2 separate regions of the Homo sapiens genome follow, and region 2 is linked to region 1. A link is a loop called in an ENCODE intact Hi-C map of the cell type or tissue named here. Cell type or tissue: HepG2. All regions are shown on one strand. Links, peaks and the distances in the headings refer to the core of each region. The heading gives the core; the rest is flanking DNA. Region 1 holds the start of LOC105371265 (a long non-coding RNA gene). Region 2 has its middle 67 kb from the start of CASC22.

The links. Hi-C counts contacts between places; a loop is a spot of excess contacts. Peaks named below come from ENCODE experiments on the same cell type or tissue, not always from the same donor. Only the 100,000 strongest peaks of a DNase experiment are listed, where the experiment ranks them.
Region 2: it touches region 1 in a loop (8-fold over the local background); 2 of 110 quality-filtered maps call a loop at or near these places.

What each region holds. Positions count from the first base shown.
Region 1 is chr16:52,573,967-52,585,898 of GRCh38, reverse strand. The region is part of intron 2 of CASC16 (cancer susceptibility 16); the gene reads left to right. It overlaps LOC105371265 (a long non-coding RNA gene), which reads right to left and starts at 4,746. Exons shown (of 4, transcript XR_933581.3): 1 at 4,558-4,746. RefSeq lists an enhancer at 7,452-8,651. In HepG2, for the core only: a CTCF peak has its summit at 4,220 (motif pointing left); DNase peaks (open chromatin) are centred at 4,228, 7,228 and 7,528; H3K4me3 peaks cover 786 bases.
Region 2 is chr16:52,185,196-52,197,127 of GRCh38, reverse strand. No RefSeq gene overlaps it. Among named protein-coding and RNA genes, the nearest start is that of CASC22, 67 kb to the left of the region's middle. In HepG2, for the core only: a CTCF peak has its summit at 5,395 (motif pointing left); DNase peaks (open chromatin) are centred at 3,487 and 5,397.

The DNA.
Region 1 (11,932 bases), core at 3,558-11,557:
ACAATGGCTGCAGCAGTTCCAGCCCTCACATTCAAGCCTAGTGAGAAAGGACAGCCTGTCTAATCACTTTCCTAGAAAGTCTCATTGGCTGTAACTGGATCATTTGCCTATAATTAAACAAATCTCTCTGCCCAAGGTATACAGTATATTAATTGGTCTAGGCTTGGTCACATGTTCCACCCTTGCCACAGAGATGGAGCTCCACCAGAAGTGGAAAGTGTGAGGCTTTAAGTGTGAGAGTGAGGGAACCTCAGTGAAAATGGGTGGCTTTTTCCAGGAGTAATGGATGCTACTTGTGATAGTCATAGTGGTGGAATGACAGCAGATGTCTGCAACCCCACAACAGAACACATTGCATTTGTTACAGCTCTATTTGCTGCTTCCATATGATAAAGAAGTAGGTTAGAAGTTCTATGAAGCCAGATTTGAATCCAGATCTTCAGATGCCAAGCCCTGCATTTTGGCCTGAATTATTTTTCTCAGCACAAAGCATAATTCTTACATGATATGAGAAATGGATAGCCCTGCCTGGAAGGGCTTTTACTTTGTAATAGAAATATCACCCTGATTGATGGCAGCATTGGCTCTTCGTGATCATCTTCTAGGTGTTGCAGGATCAATAAACTTTCAAATACTAGCCCATTCACTAGAGCATTATCTCCCCAAACTTCTTTGTCCCTGCTTATATTTGTCAACTTTACAATCCTTTTATTACCAGCAAAAGCTTTGGGAAGCTACAAATAAAAGCAGGGATTATAAAAGGATTCTTATTAAAGCATGCTTTCTTTGAGGAACAGAGTACAATGTCCTCCGTTCTCCCTTTGTGAAAAGATGTGTTTTCTTGTTTAATTAGAATAGACCTCCATTCCATTAGAAGAGGACAAGTAGGGCAGCAGGGTTGAGAGTGCAGGCCCCAGGGGAAAAAAAAAGGCTTATTTATTTCAGCTCCCATCAACTTTAAGAGTGTACTGCAACTTTGTGAAATATTCTATCATATTTGGGAATGGATGAATACATGTAAACACCACCACTTCCCTGCTACAGAGTAATTGGTTGTAGTCTCCATTTTCTTGTTTTTTTTGTTGTTGTTACTTTGCAATTAAAGCCTGTGTTGGAGAAATGCAAAGCCAAGTGCATCAATTAGGGTCCTAGCAAGAAACAGATGGCACACTCAATTTGGATAATTCGAGGGGAGCTTAGTAAAGGGGCTTTTTGCAAAGATGTGAGCAGGATTAAAGGAAACCACAAGGGACCGTGCTGTCCCAGAGTAAGCAACCATGGGGAACTGTATCACTTAGAGCAGGTGTTGGCAAACCATGGCCCATGGATCAAACCTGGCCCTGTACCTGTTTCTGAAAATAAAGTTTTATTGAAACACAGCTGTGCCCATTTGTTTACATATTGTCTATGACTGCCCTCACATTTCAAAAGCAGAATTGAATACTTGCATCAGAAACTGTGTGTCCTACAAAGCCTAAAATATTTATTCTCTAGTCCTTTACAAAGGAAGTTTTCATCAAGGCCGGGACAAGGGTAAGGCAAGTGAGGTGTCCAGGGTGCAAAATTTAAGAAAGAATGGACTCTCAGGCCCTGCATTTGCATAACTCCGAGGGTAACCTTGGCTTCCAAGGCACTTTGCTTGCCACCCCTTAGTCTGGGCCTTGTTTGACAATCCCTGACCTAGAGAGTAGCTATAAAGAGAGTGCTGCTTGACAAGGGTGGTGGCTTTGCCAAGAGAGAGGCTGCCAACACTTGACAATTCTGCAGATAGATAGATAGAGAACAAAACCCACAGCCTTCATCGCCTCCTGCTTTCCAAGCCACCTGGAGGCACAGGGTGAGGGAGGCAGTTGATTGGGTCCATAAAGGTCCACCTCTTGGGGAACAGAATAGAGATATCTTAGGGTTCTCTAGAGGGATGGAATTAATAGGATAGATGTATATATAAAAGGGAGTTTATTAACGAGCGTTGACTCACGGTCACAGGATGAGGTCCCACAATAGGCCGTCTGCAAGCTGAGGATCAGGGAAGCCAGAATTGAAGAACTTGGAGTCTGATGTTTGAGGGCAGGAAGCATCCAGCACAGGAGAAAGATGTAGGCCAGAAGACTAAACGAGTCTAGTCTTTTCACGTTCTTTGCCTGCTTTTATTGTGGTTACGCTGGCAGCTGATTAAATTGTGCCCACCCAGATTGAGGGTGAGTCTGCCTTCCCCAGTCCACTGACTCAAATGTTAATCTCCTTTGGCAACACCTTCATAGACACTCCCAGGAACAATAATTTGCATCCTTCAATCCAATCAAGTTGACACTCAATATTAACCATCATGAAGTGGAGAAGAGTGGAGAGAATATCCATGGAGTAAACTGAAATAACCTGCTCTAAGCTCCAAGGCAATCCAGCCACTATGGAATCACAGTCTGGAGCTGGTAAGGATGACGGTGATCATTTGGCCCAAAGAAACTGCATTAAAAATAGAATACAAGGAAGAAGGCTGGTGGCTCATCTACTCAGACACTTACTTTACCATTCAGAAGTAGGAAATCCATCCCAGGTCTGAGTTATATAAAAACAGAGTGAACTCTGAATTTCTCCATAACGCACACCACAGTTATTATTAAATGATGATTCTCTCATTATTTAAAGTCTGTTTTCTCTACTGTTGGCTCTACAGTTCGTTGGTCTATGCCCAGGACCCAGGCCAGTGCTTGGCACATAGTAATTGTCCAGGAAATATTTGTAGAGGGCCAGATGTGTTGGCTCATGCCTGTAACCCAGCACTTTGGGAGGCCAAGGTGGGAGGACTGCTTGAACCCAGGAGTTTGAGACCAACCTGGGCAACATAGGCAGATCCCATCTCTTTAAAAAATTTTTTAAAATAAATATTGTTGAATGAGGTAATTGGATAAAAAAAGATATGTGAAAGACCTCGCACTTAAAGGTAGCACAGTATGTCTGTGGAAGGGGAAATGGGAAAATGGCAAACAGGAAAAGTAATTATGTGAAAGTCCTTATATCAGAAGCAATTGGGACAAATAGGTAGGGCTTGAATTCAGAAATGATTAAAAACGATCCATACTTTAAATATTTCATTTTATTTTAACACAAAACCTATACATTGTTTTGGGTTATCGTTTTGACAATCATTTGATATATGACTTAGGCTTTTAAAAAACATGGTTACATTCCATTGCTAAGACGTCTAGATTGCCTTTCTTGTATAAATCACACTCGCAATGCATTGTCCATGAATTTCAGTTTGTTTCTTTAACACAGAATGTGAAGCCTTGGGAAACTAAAAGAACATTCTGAGGGCAGGTTCCACATAGACCATAACTTTTGTCAATTTTTTGTTACAGGTCTGCCAACACTCTTTTTAGTAACTTGCTTTTATCAAATCTTTCCAAAGCGTTCTATCCAGTCTTCACAGAAATATGTTTTTTTCTGACTCACATTACATTAAGGTACATAATGACAATAAGAAATACAGTGAGCATAAACAAGCCTGGGAATGAACCTAATAGACTCTTAGTAAACATAGCACTCAAAGATGGGAGAGCAGGACCTTGGACATGCTGGACAGTAGCCTACTTGCCAAGAGCCTCTAACCTGCATTAGAAGCATGTTTTATAGGAAAAAGGGAGAACTTTGGTTTGTTTAGTGAACTGGTTAAAAGGAGGTTATTTAGTTGAGATTCTTCCATATGCAAATTAGGAGACAATATTTTTAAGATCATATTACAAAGGTCAATCCTGCTACTACTAACTTTTGCCTTTCTATCTTGCAAAAACAATCACATGAAAGATGAACACAGGCCAGGCATGGTGGCTCACACCTATAATCCCAGCACTTTGGGAGGCCAACGTAGGAAGATCGCTTGATCCCAGGAGTTAGAGACGAGATTGAGCAACATAGGGAGACCCTGTCTCTAAAAAAAAAAAAAAAAAAATTAAATTTGCTGGGTGGGGTAGCACGCACCTGTGGTTCTAACTACTTGGGAGGCTGAGGTAGGAGGATCGCTTGAGCCCAGGATGTTGAGGCTGCAATGAGCAGTGATTGTGCCACTGCACTCCAGCCTGGGCGATGCAGTAAGACCCTTTCTCAAACAAAAAACAAAAAACACTCAAACTGGACAATGAAGCTCCTTACAGTTGACTTCATTGAGGGTTATCACTGTGAACTTTCTCTGGTGGTTTCTCTAGCAAAGACCCAATGTCGTCATCTGCTGGCAACTGCATGTACTTGTTTTTCCTTGGCCTGATTTTTGCCCAATAACTTGGATTCCTCCTGAGTGGTGGGGGAAGAGGAGTGTGAGTACAAAGCTAGATATACCAATCTGAGTATACCCAAGGGCAGGTAATGGTGCTCCAGTCCTTTTTTGGAGGAAGTGTTCTGCATTGAAGAAAGATCAGTCATTACAAGCCTTGTGCTCCAAACCTAGCCCTTCCACTTATAAACTTTGTGATCTTGGGCAGGACACTTAAACTGCTATGTCAGTGTTAAATTATCTGTAAATAGTAATTTATAAATACATAATAAATAATAGCCATTCCTTACCTTTCTCATAGGAATGCTGTGAGTCTCAAGTGAAAAAGTTGCAGTGTAGAAATGTTAACTGTTTCCCTTCACACGTCTTCCTAGCATCTGGAAGAGTGGGGATGGGCTCAGTGATGCTACAGTAGCAAGCAACCATCACACTTCAGGGGCTCAAAATAACACAAAGGTTTATTGCTTTTATCACTCTCATTATGTGTCTATCATAGGTTGGTGGGGGTCTCTGGTGAGCATATTCACTCACTATGGATACAGGTTTATGATGCAACCACCATCTTGAATATTGGCAATTTTCATGGCAGAGGAAAGAGAGATAGCTCTGTAAGGTGTCCACAAGCAATTAAATATTTGATCTGAAAATGAAACATGAAACCGCTGCTGCCAATTCATTGGCCAAACCTATTTACATGGCTCCCACCTACTTCTAAGCAGGGCAGGAAGTATAATCCTTCACATACCTCAGAGACTAAAAACTGGAGATTCTTGGTGAACAGCACTAATGACTACCACACCACCCTTTTATTTCATCTTGATTTCCTTCCCTTTTCCTTTTTTTTTTTTAAGAGAAAATAGAGTACAGTGAAAGTGTAAACTTTGAATCCAAGCCAAATACCATTTCTGTTACCCAGCAGTGTGGGTGACCTTGGGCATATCACTTAAACCTGTCGTCAGTCACCTTATCTTAAAAAGGTGCTTGTTGTGAAGATTAAATGAAGGAATACATGGAAAACCTCCAAGAACAGGGTAGAAACTTAACGAGTGTCTGTTTCCTTCCTTAATTCATCAGTTTCTCCCCTCTCCTTTCTCTCTATTTCACAAATTCTCTTTGGAAGAAAAAGGGGAAGATTTTCGGGTCTGCTGTGGATCCAGAAAGAGAAATCATTTCTGCTTTTACTATGTCCTCTACTTCCAGCCCTGTCTTCAGATAACATGAAAATGGAAGCCAGAATCAACCTTGATCACCCAAGATCATCTCAAGGTCATCTCAAGGTGTTGCAAATTGCAAGGAAATGCTTAACCAAGTAGTTGCTGGGAGATTTGCCTGAGTCACCATTCTCTCAAAAGGCAGTGTACTATCCAATAGTTCCAGTGCTTCTTAAACTTCAGTGTGTGAGAATCACTAGAGGATCTTATAAAATGTGGAGTCTTATTCTGCAGGTCTAGGGTGAGGCCCAAGATTCCAATGAGCTTCCAGGTGGCGCCAATGCTCCTGGTCCCTGGACCACACTTTGAGTAGCAAGGTTCTAGGGGAATGAAATGAAGATTTAGGGGCTGTAGACCTAAATTAGAATCCTGGATCTGCTACTCATGAGTAGCAAGGCTTGGACACCATACTTTTCTACTCCATCATTCTGTTTCCTCATCTGTACATCAGGCACCCTCACAGTGTTATCAGGAGGCCTCAGTGAAATCATACATGTAAAAAGCTTTATTAACTGGAAAGCACAGTGGAGTGTTAGCTTTTAGTGGAATCTCTTCAGCTGTCAAGCACTGGGCTCTCTCTAAACCAGAAGTGATTCTGTCCTCTCCCCTTTTTTGCATTGCCTTACATACCAGATGCTGGAAGATGCCTCTTTCCCATATGCTGTGGTAAGCACTTCTCACTTCCAGAGAGATTTACCTTCTGTAACTGACAAGTGTCAGGGAAAAGTGGGAGAGGAGCGCTAAATCTAGATCAGGTACGCATACGTGTGGGCAGGGAGCATGACAGACAGCTGGGGGGTGCGTGGCCCCAAAGCTAAGCAAAGTGAGTATAAATGGTGCCCACAAAGGCATCTTAACCAAATAGAACCTGTTAAACCAGGCCATGAGCAGCGAGACCCTACTTTTTCTTATGGGATGCGGTGATAAAGAAATTACATAGTTATTTGAGAGGAACATAAATAAAGATTAATAGGTTAATGAGTTATTTTCCTTTCATTACTACACTATTGTACTTTATTATAATTGCTTTGCACTCATTTAATTAAATTTGAACTGGGGCCAACACAAGATAATTTGTTTTCCCTGTACTGAACAATGAGTATGCAGATTGGATGTACTGAAGCAGTAATCAGCCCTCTGTTTGCAACACTTTTCTACTCTGAGTAGACATTATAATTGATAATTTGATTGTTGCAGCACTCTGTGCAATATATTTTAAAGCAACATTAACATAATGGAAATTATGTTGTGAGCTTAATCTCAGCTTTTCACTGAGAGGCTATCTGGTTCCTCAGCGTAAACCAGTCAGGTTCTGACAACAGCAGGTTTCTCTCTCATTCTTTCTTTTTGTCTCTCTCTCTGCCTCTCTCCTTCCTTCCTTTCTTCTTCCCTCTCCTTTCTGCTCCTTCCTCCCTCGCTCCCTCCCTGCCATCTTTTGTCCCCATTCTGCCCTCCCTTTCTTCCTTTCTCTCCCATCTTTTTTCCGCTTCCCTTCTGCCCCGCTGCCTTCCCTCTGTCTTTCCTCCCTCCTTTCATAATTGCATTATTTTCTTTTCTTGCCTGCTTCTCTAGCTCTATTGAAGAAAGAAAAAAGATGAAATAAGGGTTGTTGATAGCAGCCATTCCCAGCTGCATTTCCTAATTTTGAGACCTGTTCACATCCGGGACATTTGAGAAAAGCAAACAACAGCCTTTCCCGCAAACACCTAAGTAGGAAATTATTCCTGGTGGTCAGTGTGGTAGTCAGCACCACTCTTTGTGTTGTTGGTCAACATAGGGATTAATTCGCAAGGCAGTCATGAGCTCTTCAAGGGCATTTCTGCACGTATGGGCAGATGAGGAAAAAGTCACTGGTGTTTCCTTTGTCCAAAGTCCATTCTTCCTTGGAGCTGCAAACACTTTCTTGAAAAGATGAGGCCTTTATCCTTACGAACACATTCTGCAGACTGATTCTCTTTGGCTCAAAGATTTCCTGTCCCGTAATGGAAAGTAGGTGTGACGTTCTGTTTGATAATCCCAGGCCAGAGATCTTGGATGCAGGTGAGGAAATTTGTGCCCCTGTGACTTCTATTGAATTTTCATAACTCTGTAAATATTTGTTTCTGTGTTTGTTTTGGGAAGAAAAACACCTGTGAGTGGTTGGAAATGACTGTGTTTGTTTGGAAAAGCTGAAAGAGAGGGGTCTGAGCATTTTTTATTCTTCATTAAACTGTCCAGGCCCTGAATTTGTTGCAAAAAAATCGAATTTATTTGAAGAAAAGCCTATTCTTTAATCTCTTTGTTCTAAGGCGTGGGCACCCACACTCTAGTCGGCTGCTTTACTTTCAAACTCTCTGTCAGTGTGGAGGAAAAAATCCCACAACGAGAAGCATTTTTTTTGGAGGGGGCAATGTTTTGGAGAAGGCAGATTTTTCTCTGACACATATTAAATTTCTCCAGTGAACACTTGGGTGACATAGCTGCATCTGAGTGGCTTTTCTTTTCTCTATGTTGTTATTTTTCATAGAAAATTGGGCTAGAGCTTATTCATGAATCAATTACTGAGTTGAGAAGTAGCACTCTTAAGTTTTACTTTTTAGCTCACTATTTCCTTATCTGTTTGTGGGAGAGCGTGTTTTAGTCTCTCTTGTTATTATGAGACAGACTTCTCTCAGCTGGGTCTATTGTTCTAATTATTATTATTTTTTAAAAAATGTTTTTAACAGAAACAGGACCCAGAGAGTTAAGTTGGGTTTTGCTTTGTTTTGTGTTTACATTTTAACCTCTGTTAAAGATACAGGAAAGAAAACTTCAACTTGCCTGGATGGAGGGTGCTTCCTCTTGTGCCCAGATGTTGAGTTTAAATTGAGAAGCTCACAGCTGTGATGCTGTCGCAGCCTAGAGACACAACTGCAGTTTCTTGCATCAGCCCACCCGTGGCTCCCTGACCCCAGGGACATTGCTAAGCAAGCCTGTTGCCAAATAAGAACTCGAGGGTAGATTTGGAGCACAGGTATCAGACATACAGCAGCTTTCCACTGCGGGAAGCCGGGGAAAAGGACCTCTCTCCCAGTGGGCCCAAACACAAATTCCTGGCACTTGCCACGTATCTGGACATCACAGCACTTTGAAAGATTCGTCTTGGCACTTCAGTTTATATCTGTCATAATTTGGTTTCCCCAAAGCATACCTTAAGGCAAGGTTTCTTAAGGTCAGCAGCAGAAAGATGGGTCACGACAGTGCACATGAGCAGCAATGCTGAGACCAGATGGGTGGCACGGGCAGCACTGACTACAACTTTGCTGAGAAAAATCTCATGTGCACCTATTCTATCTGGACTGTAAGCTCCATGAGGCAAGTGCTGAACTTAAGTATCAGTCTGTGTTCCACAGTGCCCACCTGGATGATAACATCACCCAAGCAGCATCCATCCTGGTCCAAGCATTGTGCTGAGCACATTATAAGGGTGACCCCTGTCAATCTTCCCAACAGCCCAATGAGGTATCTCCATCTTACAGATGAGGCAAGAAGCACAGAGTTTAGTACCTTGCTGAAGTGGTAGAGTCAGGATATTTAAACTTAGGCAGCCTGGAGCCTACCCTTTTGCCACTGTGGGGACCATGTCTCATGGCTGTCTGGTTAGGAATCTGAGTCTGGAAGCTTTAGAGACCATCACCACCATAACTAGAGCTGTCCTTTGTTGAATACTTCTCATGTGCCTTGTCTTGGGATAAGTGCTTTACATTTGTTATTTTGCTTTAATTTGCTCATTGAGGCTGCTACCCCCATTTTAGAGCTAGAGACACTGAAGTTCAGAGAGATTAAACCACGCAGCTCACAAGTGGCTCTGTCCAAACTCTATCTACTCCCTGTCACCAGACACCAAAGCCATGACTTCAAGAAGTGACATTTTCCACTTGAGTCTCTGCAGCAGTAGCAGGCAAATGATGATGGAAATCAAGAAAGTTGTGTCCCCTGACTCATCTCAGAGGTAGCAGGTGGGCCACGGGTCATTCAAGAAATGGAGGTCATTGAGGACAACTTCCCCCCAGATTCCTATCACAAACCTGGCACAATCAGGTGAGGTCGTTGCTGTTTTTTTTCCCCAAATAACCTTGATAATATTCAAAGTATTTTACAGTCTGCTTCCCCTTCACCTGGTGCAGTGGCAAGGATACCGGAAAAGAGACAAACCTACCAGGCTTGCAGAAGTCACTATTCCAACTCACCCTTGAAAATTCTTTTCTCCCTATCTGTGCTCTATCTCTGCTCCATGCATGGGGGCAACAGTGAGGGTGCACAGTTGTTATTGGTGGTGGTGGGCTGTAGCAGGCAGGAGAAAGGGGTAGGCACCTGTGTTCCTCTGAAAGGCATGCTGGGCACTCCCTAGGTAATAACAACTGGGGACCTTCCTCTCTCTTCCTCTCTTTCCTTCACTAGCTCTTTCTCCTCTTTTGTCACTCCTTTTTCCATGTCCTTTCTAGCAAAGGAAGCCCATTGTGGTGGAATAAGGTCTGCCTAGGAAGCTAGGTGACCTTGCTAACCACAACAACCACGGTCACCTTGTGTTTAGCAAAGAACGATGAACACTGCATTCGGACTAGATGGCCCCAGCTCTGTGTTTCAATTGCTAACCAGTCAGGCAGCCTTTCTCTACTCCCTAGATTGCAGGCCCCAATCTACAACAAAGGGCAGATGCACTTGATTATGGTTTTCAGCTCTTTTAAGAAAAACAATAAAACTTGCCCTGTGCAGTGTTTACAATTGTTCTTGAGCCTGTATTTTGTAAATGGTAGATTTTATATTAAAAACAATCAGTATCACTGGCATTCCTTTAGAAGTCAGATTTGGACATCCTGGACTCATAGTCCTGCATGGTGCCTGTTCTTTGGCTCTGAATTCTGGCTTCCCCTTCTACCAGAGGCATGCATTCCCCATCCAGTGCCCACACAGTTTGTCCTACAGTCACCTTGCTTTCAGGTTTGCAAGAGGCTAAGGAAAGATATAACCCTAAAGGGATCTTGAAAGTTCCTGAAGTGCACATAGATAGAGAATTTACATGTCTGCATTTTTAATTTGTGAGAAAGGTGGAAAACATAGCAAACCAAAAGGCCAGCAATAACCTGGGATTGACCTTAGGTGATGGTAGAAATGATGTGCCCTGTATGTGCAATTTCAAGGTGCTGACTCACGTGGGATCCCACAGGATCCTCCAACCCGGAGAGGTTCTGCTTTCCACATTGCAAGATGAGGAACCTGCAGTGTGGAGAGGTGAAATGACTTGCCCAAAGTCACAAAGCTGCTGATCATCCAAGCCCAGGTTCAAATGCAGATTTGCTCACTCTTGGCCTGGTGTTCCTTCTCTCCACCTTGATTTTAATACTACTTGATTTTCAAAATAAGTTTCCCCATTGTCTTATCTATCTGGCTCTTCTAACACCTTGGACAGGTGTGCAGGGCAACTATTCCTAAACACATTTCGACAGATGAGGACACTGAGGCAGTAAGGTCATTGATACAAAAGCAGAGTGAGTTGTTTTCTCTGTGGCAAAATTTGAGGGATAATAGGAAGGATATTTTTACCTCTCTGTTTCCCTCTCTCTCTAATTCTAGATGGGGTAGGACTCTAACACACTCATCCCCCTTTTTTTTAAGAAAAGGAGAGATCAAAGAGTACCAAACACCAATCTTGCTCACTTTGGAAATTTGAAAATATCAGTCCTGAATTCTTTTCTCTTTTTCTCCTCTCCCTTCCTTCTTCCTTTCTCTTTCCTATGAAAACAAAACAAAACCAATCTAATAGTATTTTATATTTTCAAAATGCTACATGGACTTCTCGGTTATTCTTATCAAAATACTTAAAAGGAGGAGTGGAATGATGAGTTCTATTTCCCAACTTAGGATACTGAAGTCAACACCAGAACTAACATGTCCAGTTTCACTCAATGGCTTAGAAATGGCTGGAGAGTGAACCCTAGATCATTTGAGACTTCAGCCTGAGCCAAGCTAAGCTTCTAAGAACTGTTGCTTTGGTTTTGGGAGCACTTACTGTGTGCCAGGTGTCTGCTGGGGACTTTATATACAAAATCTGATAATCCATGCGATATTTCTAGGATGATGTATTATCTCTATCTTACAAGCTGAAGTGGGCCAAAGCTGCCTAGACTGCTTCCCAGGTCATCCTACAGGCCTGGGCCTGACTCCAAAGTCCATATTCACTCTATCATGCTGATTCTGCAGTAGAAACAAAATTGTCTATAATTCTCCACCCCGACCCCCAATAATCCCATAAATCAGGCCATTTCCTTAATCCATTTGTTGCCAGTGACCCCTCTGGGGTGCTTGGTGGTTTCCTGCAGATCCTCTGGGATTGTCTGGAGGTTAGATAATGTGTGGGCCATGTTGCCATCAAGGAATCTTCAACAATATAAAAGGAAAGACAAAATCTTGCATGGTAGTCAATCGCGTACTGGAA
Region 2 (11,932 bases), core at 1,352-9,351, 390 kb after region 1:
AAATCAATGTGCAAAAATCATAAGCATTCTTATACACCAATAACAGACAAACAGAGAGCCAAATCATGAATGAACTCCCATTCACAATTGTTTCAAAGAGAATAAAATACGTAGGAATCCAACTTACAAGGGATATGAAGGACCTCTTCAAGGAGAACTACAAACCACTGCTCAATGAAATAAAAGAGGATACAAACAAACGGAAGAACATTCCATGCTCATGGGTAGGAAGAATCAATATTGTGAAGATGGCCATACTGCCCATAGTAATTTATAGATTCAATGCCATCCCCATCAAGCTACCAATGACTTTCTTCACAGAATTGGAAAAAATTACTTTAAAGTTCATATGGAACCAAAAAAAAGCCTGCATTGCCAAGACAATCCTAAGCCAAAAGAACAAAGCTGGAGGCATCATGCTACCTGACTGCAAACTATACTACAAGGATACAGTAACCAAAACAGCATGGTACTTGTACCAAAACAGAGATATAGACCAATGGAACAGAACAGAGCCCTCAGAAATAATGCCGCATATCTACAACTATCTGATCTTTGACAAACCTGACAAAAACAAGAAATGGGGAAAGGATTCCCTATTTAATAAATGGTGTCGGGAAAACTGGCTAGCCATATGTAGAAAGCTGAAACTTGATCTCTTCCTTACACCTTATACAAAAATTAATTCGAGATGGATTAAAGACTTACATGTTAGACCTAAAACCATAAAAACCCTGGAAGAAAACCTAGGCAATATCATTCAGGACATAAGCATGGGCAAGGACTCATGTCTAAAACACCAAAAGCAATGGCAGCAAAAGCCAAAACTGACAAATGGGATCTCATTAAACTAAAGAGCTTCTGCACAGCAAAAGAAACTACCATCAGAGTGAACGGGCAACCTACAGAATGGGAGAAAATTTTTGCAACCTACTCACCTGACAAAGGGCTAGTATCCAGAATCTACAATGAACTCAAACAAATTTACAAGAAAAAAATACAAAGAACCCCATCAAAAAGTGGGTAAAGGATATGAACAGACACTTCTCAAAAGAAGACATTTATGCAGCCAAAAGACACATGAAAAAATGCTCATCATCACTGGCCATCAGAGAAATGCAAATCAAAACCACAATGAGATACCATCTCACACCATTTAGAATGGCGATCGTTAAAAAGTCAGGAAACAACAGGTGCTGGAGAGGATGTGGAGAAATAGGAACACTTCTCCACTGTTGTTGGGACTGTAAACTAGTTCAACCATTGTGGAAGTCAGTGTGGCAATTCCTCAGGGATCTAGAACTAGAAATACCATTTGACCCAGCCATCCCATTACTGGGTATATACCCAAAGGATTATAAATCATGCTGCTATAAAGACACGTGCACACGTATGTTTATTGCAGCACTATTCACAATAGCAAAGACTTGGAACCAACCCAAATGTTCAACAATGATAGACTGGATTAAGAAAATGTGGCACATATACACCATGCAATACTATGCAGCCATAAAAAATGATGAGTTCATGTCCTTTGTAGGGACATGGATGAAGCTGGAAACCATCATTCTCAGCAAACTATCACAAGGACAAAAAACAAACACCGCATGTTCTCACTCATAGGTGGGAATTGAACAATGAAAACACATGGACACAGGAAGGGGAACATCACACACCGGGGACTGTTGTGGGGTGGGGGAATGGGGGAGGGATAGTATTGGGAGATATACCTAATGCTAAATGATGAGTTGATGGGTGCAGCACACCAACATGGCACATGTGTGCATATGTAACAAACCTGCACGTTGTGCACATGTACCCTAAAACTTAAAGTATTATAATAATAATAATAATAAATAAAAATAAAAAAATAGATGAGTAAGTAATTCCCTACCCTCAAGAATTTCATCCATTAGAGTGGAGATAGATGAATATGGAACTAAGTTCTGTGATGTGCCAAACTCTTGGTATATCATTAGTGCTCAATGACTATTTATTGAATGCATGCCTTGTTGAAGGGGAGCAGTGGGCAGTGGGATTGCCAAGGAGGAAGTCATTAATTTTTCCTGAGGGTGGTCAGGAGAAGCTTCCCAGAGGCGGTGGCTTTCCAGTAAAAGTGGCTTGCCCTTCATTAATTCTCTAGCTATTTATAAGCCCTGGACAGTCTTCTGGATACATGGTGATGGTCAAGGCCGACAGAGCCCTTGATCTCATGGAGCTTCTATTCTAGACAGAGAAGACAGACAACAAGCCAGGAAACAGCAACAGTAGCAGGCAATGTCAGGTAATAACAGTCGTGTGAAGTGAAAGGCAGACACTGCGTTAGGGTGAAGTTTCTTCCACCTGACTTCCGAGAGCAGCAAAGTTTGTCAGGCTGAGATAAGAAAAGCATCTGGGGGAGGAATAAGAGCCTGAGTGAAGTCACAGGTGGCTGGTGTGCTCCAAAAAAAACTGTGGAAGGCATGGCAGAGCAGAGAGCATCTGGAGCCCAAAGGGAAACCTGATTTGATCACTGGCCCAAGGTACCTCTGATGGGGTTTTGAATGAGGCAGGTATGAGGAAGCACTTTACATAGTTATTCTGTATGTTCCCTCCTCCAGCATCAATCTGCAGGTCTAAAAGCCCAGCCAATCATCGGCAAGTTTTGGACCTTCTGAAAAGCGAGGTAGATGTGAGTTCAGTGACAAGGTTGCCAGGCAAAATGTTGGATATCCACTTAAGCTGGACTTTCAGATAAACTTGCAATAATTTCTTTTAGTGTAAGTATGTCTCAAAAATTGCATTTGAATTTGAAAGTCCAGTTTAACTGAGTGTTTCACATTTTCACTTCCCTAAATCTGGTAAACTCTATTAAGGAGCTGGGAATACCAGACCCAGATGCCTGTGTCATTTTGCAAGGACTCTGAGATTAACTGAGAGAACATTGGAGAAAAACAGTAGTCCTGTTTTGGTTTTATTCCTCCCAGGACTAATAAAATTATTTGTTAAATAGTTTCTTTCTTCTGGGGATCCAGGAAGATGATTGTTAATGAATATTTAACTAGAATAAAGAGGGGACAGGCAGGATGGCTTATGCCTGTAATTCCAGCATTTTGGAAGGCTGAGGCAGGTGGATCAGTTGAGGTTAGGAGTTCAAGACCCCCGTGGCCAACATGGTGAAACCCCCTCTCTCCTAAAAATACAAAAATTAGCCAGGTGTGGTGGTTGGTGCCTGTAATCTCAGCTACTTGGGAGGCTGAAGCAGGAGAATCACTTAAACCTGGGAGCCAGAGGTTGCAGTGAGCCAAGATGGTGCCACTGCTCTCCAGCCTGGGCAACAGAGAGGGACTCCATCTTAAAAATAATAATAAAATAAAATAAATAAACAAATGAAATAAAATAGAATAAAGAGAAACAACCATACTTTCGATGACTGCTGTAGGAGAAGGCCTCTCATAAGGGTTTCACATTGGGAAGGGTGGGGTGCAAAGTCCATATATCGGCTCTTTTGGAATTCAGTGTGGTTGAAGGAGGTTGGCACAGTGCCTGTGTGTTCAGTTGCCCCAGGACAGTCCTAACTTACAGTCCTAACTGTTGTCCCACAGTGATCATGAACAGTGCCACCTTTCACTCTCAAAAATATTCTTCTGGTTTTCAGTGATAAAGGATGTGACCATTTCATGATGTGGCCAATAAACTCTGAGAACTGGGCTGGACTTTTTATAAACTGGGGGTGCCACATGACCTCACTGAGCCTCCCTTTCTTTATTTGTGAGTGATGGGGCATTGGGAAAAACTCTGAGCTCCCTTCCCAGCTTTGAGACTCTAATTTTGTGGATGTCTCTGGGCACAGCTAATGGTAAGAGGGCATTTGTTTACTTTCAGTTTGAAAATGATGTGATTTCAATTTTCATATACGCTGTGTCTGTTCATGCTAGCAGGGTTATATTAGTTTCCAAAAATCTTTCAAGAGAGAAAACTTAAAATTTTTGCTTTGTCCTTGGGATATGGAGACCAAATGCTAGGTAGTACCTGAAACAACTAGAGTTTCAGTGAATAAAGAATCGCAAGTGACCAAACATAACATTGGCTAATGTGAGCCCAGTTATGTAAGCAACATTTTAGATTTAACAAAATTGTGTAAGTGATACCAGAATATAATTAAATTTCTACCTTTTTACTCCTCTCTTATCTATGATGCTCCCCTAAACCAGGTTTATGTAAATCCTTCCAGATTTTGAAATACAAATCTGTATTTGCATTCATTTACATACATAGACATATAGTTTTTTAAATGAAAAATATGTACTTAACATTTTTAGTACATTGCTATTAATAATTTTCAGCCATCCTTCTCTTTCACTGAAGACAGATACATCGCAATCTTTTTCTTTTTTTAGCTGTGTGGTATATCAGAGTGTGGGTATATCAAAATATATTGAAATAATCTACTGATAGAGATTTAGTTTGTTTCCAATTGTCTGCTATACATGCACATACATATGTATATTCATGTAGCATACATTCTAGAAACAGAAAATTTCATCTTAATAGTTATTGCTAAATTGTTATTTTAAAAGGCTCTTTTGATTTGCATGCCAAATTGGGGGTGTGTTCCTGGAACTTGAAGAGAAATTTTGCATGAAAGCAAGGAGTCAAGGTGTTGGTTTGTCCTGAAATTTAGCTCTAAGTAATCTTTTTTTTTTCTTTTCTTTTTGGCAGTGATTCCTTGATCTGTGCAGTTGGATCAAACCTAGACCAAATTCAATCTTACTTATGTATAAACTTGGTCGCCATGACCTTGTGATTATCTGGGGAGTGATTTCTTGGTGTAGGCTGCAGTCCAACTATGAATGACCCTGATGGGAGAACACTTTTATCCTTCCATCTATAGAAGCTGAATTAGGCTTACTGGGATTAACTGGGACTGAAGGACTTGTTCATCTACTTTAATTATCCTGCCAATGAGAGCTTTTTTCCAGGCTGGATTTTGGATCACAAGAAGAATGGAGGCTGAAGAGACTGATAGCAGAGCTCAGTTAAAGATCTTATAGAAAAGGCGCTCAGAAGGGAAACTCTCGCCTAATGTAGTAGATAAGATTTTATTTTCTTTTTTTCTTTTCTAAAGGAGAGGCCATATTTAAAAACAAAACAAAACAGGTGCATTTTGTAAACTTTGAGTGTTTTGGCTCGTTGATGAAATTATTTCTCTAAGAAACCACATGAAAAGGCAGGAAGAAAAAAGGTATGGTTTTCTTTGCTCTAAAGCAAATCAGGCTTTTCTGTACTGAAACTTGCACCCATAAAGCCAAAGTTAACAAAAGGATGAAAGCTGGGAAAATTGAGGGACTAGGAGAGCTGAAGACAAAGACTGGACAAAATGGCCATCTTGCCATCATTGTGTTCTCTGCTGCCCTCTAGTGGTGCTGCGGGGGAATTGGGTGTAAAAATGTCTGAAGGTCATCCTTATGGAGCTGAATTGTAGAAGAGCGAAAGGCGGCATAAGGTATATCCCTTAAAGTGGCCCATCTTGTCAAATAGCCTGTCTAATGATGAGGGAACAAATATTGTCTCATAGAAACCATAAAACAGTGGAGCGTATGCTGCAATGAAGCTATCTAATAGTAGAAAAGAAAAATTATGGGAAACAGGACACCCTTTCCACCTAATTCAGTGCAACATACATATATTCAGCAAAGACCCTGTGCCAGATTCTGTGCCCAGCACTGGAAATGCAGGGAAGAATTCAACATGTCTCCTGGGTTTGGGCTGATCCAAATGTAGAGGGTGGGCACAAAAGAACAAGTGAGATTGCAAATAGCCGTATAAGAGGCATTTGACAAGACGTTTGCTCTTGATAGTAATTCCTCAGTCAAAATGAGATTACTCATGGAGCATTTTCATTTGTTCTAAAATAGGAAAACATTGCCTTGATCTGGGTAGAGGTGACAGCTCAGGGAATGGATAAAGTTTTCTTTCTTCTCTCTCTTTTGTAAAACACTGAATTTGGGCTGCTGAGATGGCACAACTATGACAGCTCAAAGTTTTAGTCTTGGTTTGAAGATGAAAGCCAAATCATGTACACGAGTTCTTTATTCCTCTGCAAAATAAATTCCTCTGTGAACTACAGGGAAATAAAAGGCTCTACTGAGGGGGATTGTCACACTGAATTGCAGCAGAGTCAAAGATGGCCACCTGCCCCCCATCTGTGCAGAGCTGTGCCTGATGCTCCTGAAGGAATCTTTTGTAGGCTCCTCCCCATCATCAACCTTAGGAACCCTCTTTATTTAGGGACATGGGCTTTGCTAAGGAATTCTCTCTTTCAGTTCTTTTGCTATCAGTTCTGGATTGCATTTAGTAAGAATTGATCTTCCACTCTTTGCATTAACCAAGAAGCAAGAGAGAGCATGAGGAAGAGTTAGATTAAAGGTGAGGGTTCTTTTTCAGTATCCAGAGAAACACTAATGTAAGTGTGTGTGTGTGTGTGTGTGTGTGTGTGTTTGTATTTAGGGAAGCTACTTGTACCTTAATCTGGAATTTATTAGAAGACCAAGGACTAAATCTCTTTAGCATCCATTCCCCTGCCTTCTTGCATTCACATTGGACTTTTTAGGGGCAATCAGTCCTTCTTACCCTCTGTCCTTATGGCTTTAGAGTTCATGCCACCTCTGACAGGTAAACCATAACTGGCCACTCAGAGTGTGACAACCTCTGGCAGCGTGATAAGTTCAGGGAAGGGCACAAAACCTGGACTGGACCAATCAGGGAGGTTGAGAGACTCCATTTGGGGGTGTTTATGGAAGATCTTGGGGCAAAGCACTGTGTTTATTCTGGGGTTTCTTAGTCATTTCTTGTATTGCTATAAAGAAATACCTGAGACTGGGTAATTTATAAAGAAAAAAGGTTGAACTGGCTCACAGTTCCACAGGCTGTACAAGAAGTATGGTGCTGGCATCTGCTTGGCTTGTGGTGAGGCCTCAGGAAAGTTACAATCACGGTGGAAGAGAAGGGGAAGCAGGCGTCTCACATGGTGGGGGCAGGAGTGAGAGAAACACTGATGGGGGAGGTGCTACATGCTTTTTAAATAACCAGATCTTGTGAGAACTCATTCACCATCATAAGAACAATACCAAAAGGATGGTGCTAAGCCATTCATCAGAGACACCTCCATGATCTTATCACCTCCCTCCAGGCTCTACCTCCAACACTGGGGATTACAATTCGACATGAGATTTGGTGGGGACACAGATTCAAACCATATCATGGTGTAAATAAAAAAGATGGGACATAAGCATGGAGCTGTTGATATCTTTCCGTCACGAAGAGATAAGTTATCTAAGAGTGAGACCACACTAGAAGAAAAAAACAAACTTGATGTGATGGTCCTAATGACACTGTTTGAGTTCCTGGATACAGTCATATTTGCAGCCTCATATATCTAGCCATGAACTTTTCAGTTAAGTGAGCCAATCTTTTGTCTCCTTTGTGTGCACTGAATCACTTGAAGGATTTGTTAAAATACCTATTGCTGTGCCCCACCTCCATGTTGGTCGAGGGAGCTGCCTGTGAACTTGCATTTCAAATGATTTTCCAGGAGATGCTGGTGCTACTGGTCTGGGAACCACACTTTGAGAACCAGTGGCTTATAATCCTTTTTTTTGGTTTCTGCTACTTGTAACCAAAATGTCCTGACTGATACCAGAAGATCTTTCTAAATGAGAAAGAATCTCATTCTTTGAAGAATTAATAGAATAAGATCAAAAAGAGTGTATGGGACCTAGTCAATAAGCACTTGAAAAAATGACATGGCCACAATTCATGGGGACCAATCTGACACTTTCTTTAGGGGGTTTTCCATTCTGTTTCTACTCACACCTGATCCCTTTTTGTGGCTAAAGGCAAAGCCAATGGAATATACGACAAATGAGCAAAAACAGCAGGACTAATACGTGTTTTATCAAAGACTTAAAATGCATGCATTGAGAAGATGCACATTTTTTCACTCTGATCCAGTCTGTCAATAAAATGCTTTTCATGAGAAACATCAAAGCCATTTCATCTGCAAATTTCATATTTTTGAATCCCTTAATCTACACTGTTGACAAAAATTTCTGTCAAGTGCCTCAAACCATTGTATTAACAAATTTCGTTTTGTCAATCATGATTTGGCCTGCTTGCAAATGCATTTTGTACTATTCCGCTCCATCTTGCAGGAAGAATACCTAACAGGCAATGCCTCAATCTTAATATTGAAAGCAAGTGAAGAGGGAAAGTAAAAGTGGTGTCAGAGCCTGTTCATTTAGCACATTGATCAGATGTCCCTGTGCATTTTAACTAAATCCAGCTTATCTGAAGTCTTCCCTGGGTAGTGCAAGCCACAGTGAAAGTAAGGGTATTATAACTGATGAAATCACACAGTGTTGTTCATACCTTTCTGTTTGGCCTTATTTGTTCATCACAGCCTTTCTGTCTTTACCTTCAAGACTTCTTATTGCGGTTAGTTCTGGTAGCTTGTATCACCGTTCACAAATGTCCCTAATTGCAAATTCAGGAGGATGGCATCTAGATTCCAGTGTCTTCTGATTCCACCATAACTTCATTCTAATTATCATGTCACTAAAGCAAAGAATGGTCACTAATGTTTTCCAGAGATGCTGTAAGAGCATCTTACTGTTTCTGCTCAAGAGGAAGCTATGGTGGGTGATCTCAAGCTTGAGATGTTTGTTTTCTGCTTTGCTTCTTCCTAATTCTTGGTGAAGGATGATAAGAAGAAGAGAAAATACTGAATCTCCTGACAGCCTCTGACATGCTAAATTGCTGTTTTTTTAAGTACTTCAAAACAAGAAAGTCATAGGCTAAGGCCATTAGTTCAAGTTATGTGGATCCCCTGTGGACAATTTGCAGATGCCAATGTATCCTGTAGGGAATTAGACATCTCCTTGAACTGCAGAGAAGAAATGCTCATTGGCTTAAATATTGAGCAATTTGAATTCAAGTCCTGACTCCACGTCATAATAGCTATTTGACCTTGAGAAGTCACTGGACATTGCCTTGCCAGGACATCTCCTCACCTGCACAATGGCGCTAAGAGAACCATTTACCCTGCAGACTTTCTAAGCTCCTGGAGATGTCAAAGGGGAGGACTTTATAAGCCAAAGTTTAGGGTGATTGTCAAGTGTTAGATATATAAAAGCCTGCATTGGATATTGTTTCAGAAATGCTACTTTTAATTTCACTATCTTAGAGGAGGCACTACGTTCATCTCTGTGGTATAAGCCAATGGAAGAGTGGTGATGAAGTTTGAGAACTTGCTGCAAATCTCTTCAATATTTCCCTTGCATATGGCCTGAAAACCTGCTCTCAGGTGATCTTTGGAGTGTGGCATGTGAAGGAGAAAGACCACATATAAAATGTGTTGATAAAGGTTTCTGTGGGGAAGTGCATGTATACACCACATTGGTTTCCTCAATGATCATCATTAGAAACAGAGATAGATAGGTCTGATGCAGGAATAGTTAAGACCTGACACTTAGAATCCTGCCCTTGAAGAGCAGGTAGCAGAGGGCAGCCGGCAGGTGGAACCGATTGCCTGTATGTCTAAGGGAGATAAAAGGCCACACCAAGGCCTAACATTTTAGTTTCCAAAATTTTGCTGTCATTCATTCCCTTACCAAGGAAGAATCATCTCATATCTGAGACACTTTGGACCCCAAACTATGCACAGGGACAGTGGTCACTACAAAAGCTCTATGGTGGCCAAGTTTGGGTGGCTATGGTTTTTTCAATGGAACCCCGTGTCCAGAATTACGGCAAGGATAGGGAGGTCTGTGTGTTTTTGTACATTCCTTCTCGACCCTTTTGAGACCTTTTCAAACTTCTCTTCTCCACACAAAACTACCTTAGCTCTGGTCCTCACTCTTCCCAAACGCTTTTCATTTCTAGGGCCATCTAAATCCATGCTTCCAGCATGGCAAGTGATGTGCAGCTAATAATGACTTCCTGGAGCTCTCAGCTCCAGATTTGCTGTCTGAAGCTAAGGAAATCAGTACACTGTTAGGAAGAAACAAATCAATTACAATAAGTGACAAACAAACAAACTCCTTTTTCTCAGAAGCCAAAGCTTGTGGAGTGAATTACAGAGACAAGAGCCTTCTGGGCTAGTGGTTTCTGGAGAATCGGCTTCAGGATGGATGTCCACAGACATTAGGAGGAAGCAGGCCTGGGGAAGACCAAGGGTAGAGAGAAAAGTAAAGTGGTAGCCTCTCGCCACAGGTTCTGCACATTCTATTGCACGTAACTGACTATTTCCCAGGAAACATTTGCATCAATCTTTGGTTTCTAGAAGCAGAGACAAGCCCACAAAAATAAACTACTATGTTGGATAGTATGGCAATCAGGACTTTTTAATTGTAAATAATGGATAATATCTCCCAAACTAGCTTATGGGGAAAAAAAATAAATGAAACCCTCTTGGCTTACATACCTTAATCATCTAAGGGTAAATTTTACATTTGGTGCAGCTGGATATAAGAGCGCATGCTGCCACTGATGTGATTTTTTTAGTCTGCATTTCTCGACTTAGTTTTATCTTTGGAGGACTCACTCGCAGACAGGTTTCTTCTCATAGAAGCAAAATGCCTGCTTCTGGTTCCCAAAGTCACATCTTACTAGTTTCAATTCTGGCAGAAAAGTGTTGGAGACTCTATGCCAAGCATTCTCAGAAAAATTCCTAAAATTCACTCTGATTTGGGTGGCTAGGGCCACATGCTCACTCCTGATGCAAAGACCATGTGAGGAGGACTCAGTCCTCTCACTGGCATAAGCATGGGTTGTATATTCCACCCAGAAGGGCTTAGGAGGACTGAGATGGAGCAGGTGGGAGAGTCACTGAAAATCAGAGCTGATGGCATAAAAGCCTTCTTTCAGTCATGGCTTGGTGTTAGAACACAAAAATTTCTATTTTAAGCTGAGAGTAATCAATCACATGATATTCAATGCTTAGAAGACGGTTGGAAAGGCTGAGATCAGGCTCCAGGAATGACTTTGAAAAGAGTAAACAGACTTAGCTCACATAGGGAATGGCCTCTCTTTCTACCCAGGAAACTGGAGAATTGACACACTGTCCTACAAAGTGCTGGCTTCTGTTCATACTCTCTTCGTGTGATCCAGGAATCAAGAAGCCACCATCAGAAACATTGGTTCCAGAGCCATGACACATGTGCTGAATCCATACCAGCAAAATGGCACCCTCCATCCTGCCTCATGATACCCACAATGCTAAGTCCCTTCTGTGGAACTCTACTAGCCCGACATAGAAAAATCAAATATTGTTGTGTCAACTCTAGCCAGCAGAAGCAGTGGAAGCATGGCTTCTCTCTCACTGCCATCTTCTAGGTCTTGTGCATCCCATTGGCCAAACCTAAATGATATCTTGAAACTTGGGGGGGTCTAAGAAAAACAGCATTTAGCTTTACAGCATCTGTAGCCACTAGAAGGAGGGTGAAATGGAAGTTAAATGGTCATCGTCATGGCCACCATGGAGGGCCAGTTAGGAATGTCTACCATAGGTAAGATTTAAATTGCACACAAGGCCTCTCATGGATATTCTCTATGCTAAACACTTCTCCTGGAGGAAACCATTTTGCTAAGGCAAAGCTGCCCAGACCCATGGAGGAACAGATATGCTGCATAGGAGAGAGTCACTCATAGGCCACCATGGAAGCTCAGTGAGGGGTCTGCTGTATGCACCTAGCTGGAGAAGAAACCCAAACATATCAACGTGGGGGGAACATGAAGTTCATATGATGCCTGGCTGGACAGAGAGCAGCAAACCATGGAGTAGAGAGCAGGCCAAGAAGGAAGAACGCCAGGCTGCCTTGACTACACACCCATGGCTGCTCCTGGGTCTGGTGACCCAATCTAAGACTGTCACTGTGTGTGTTTAGATTTCATG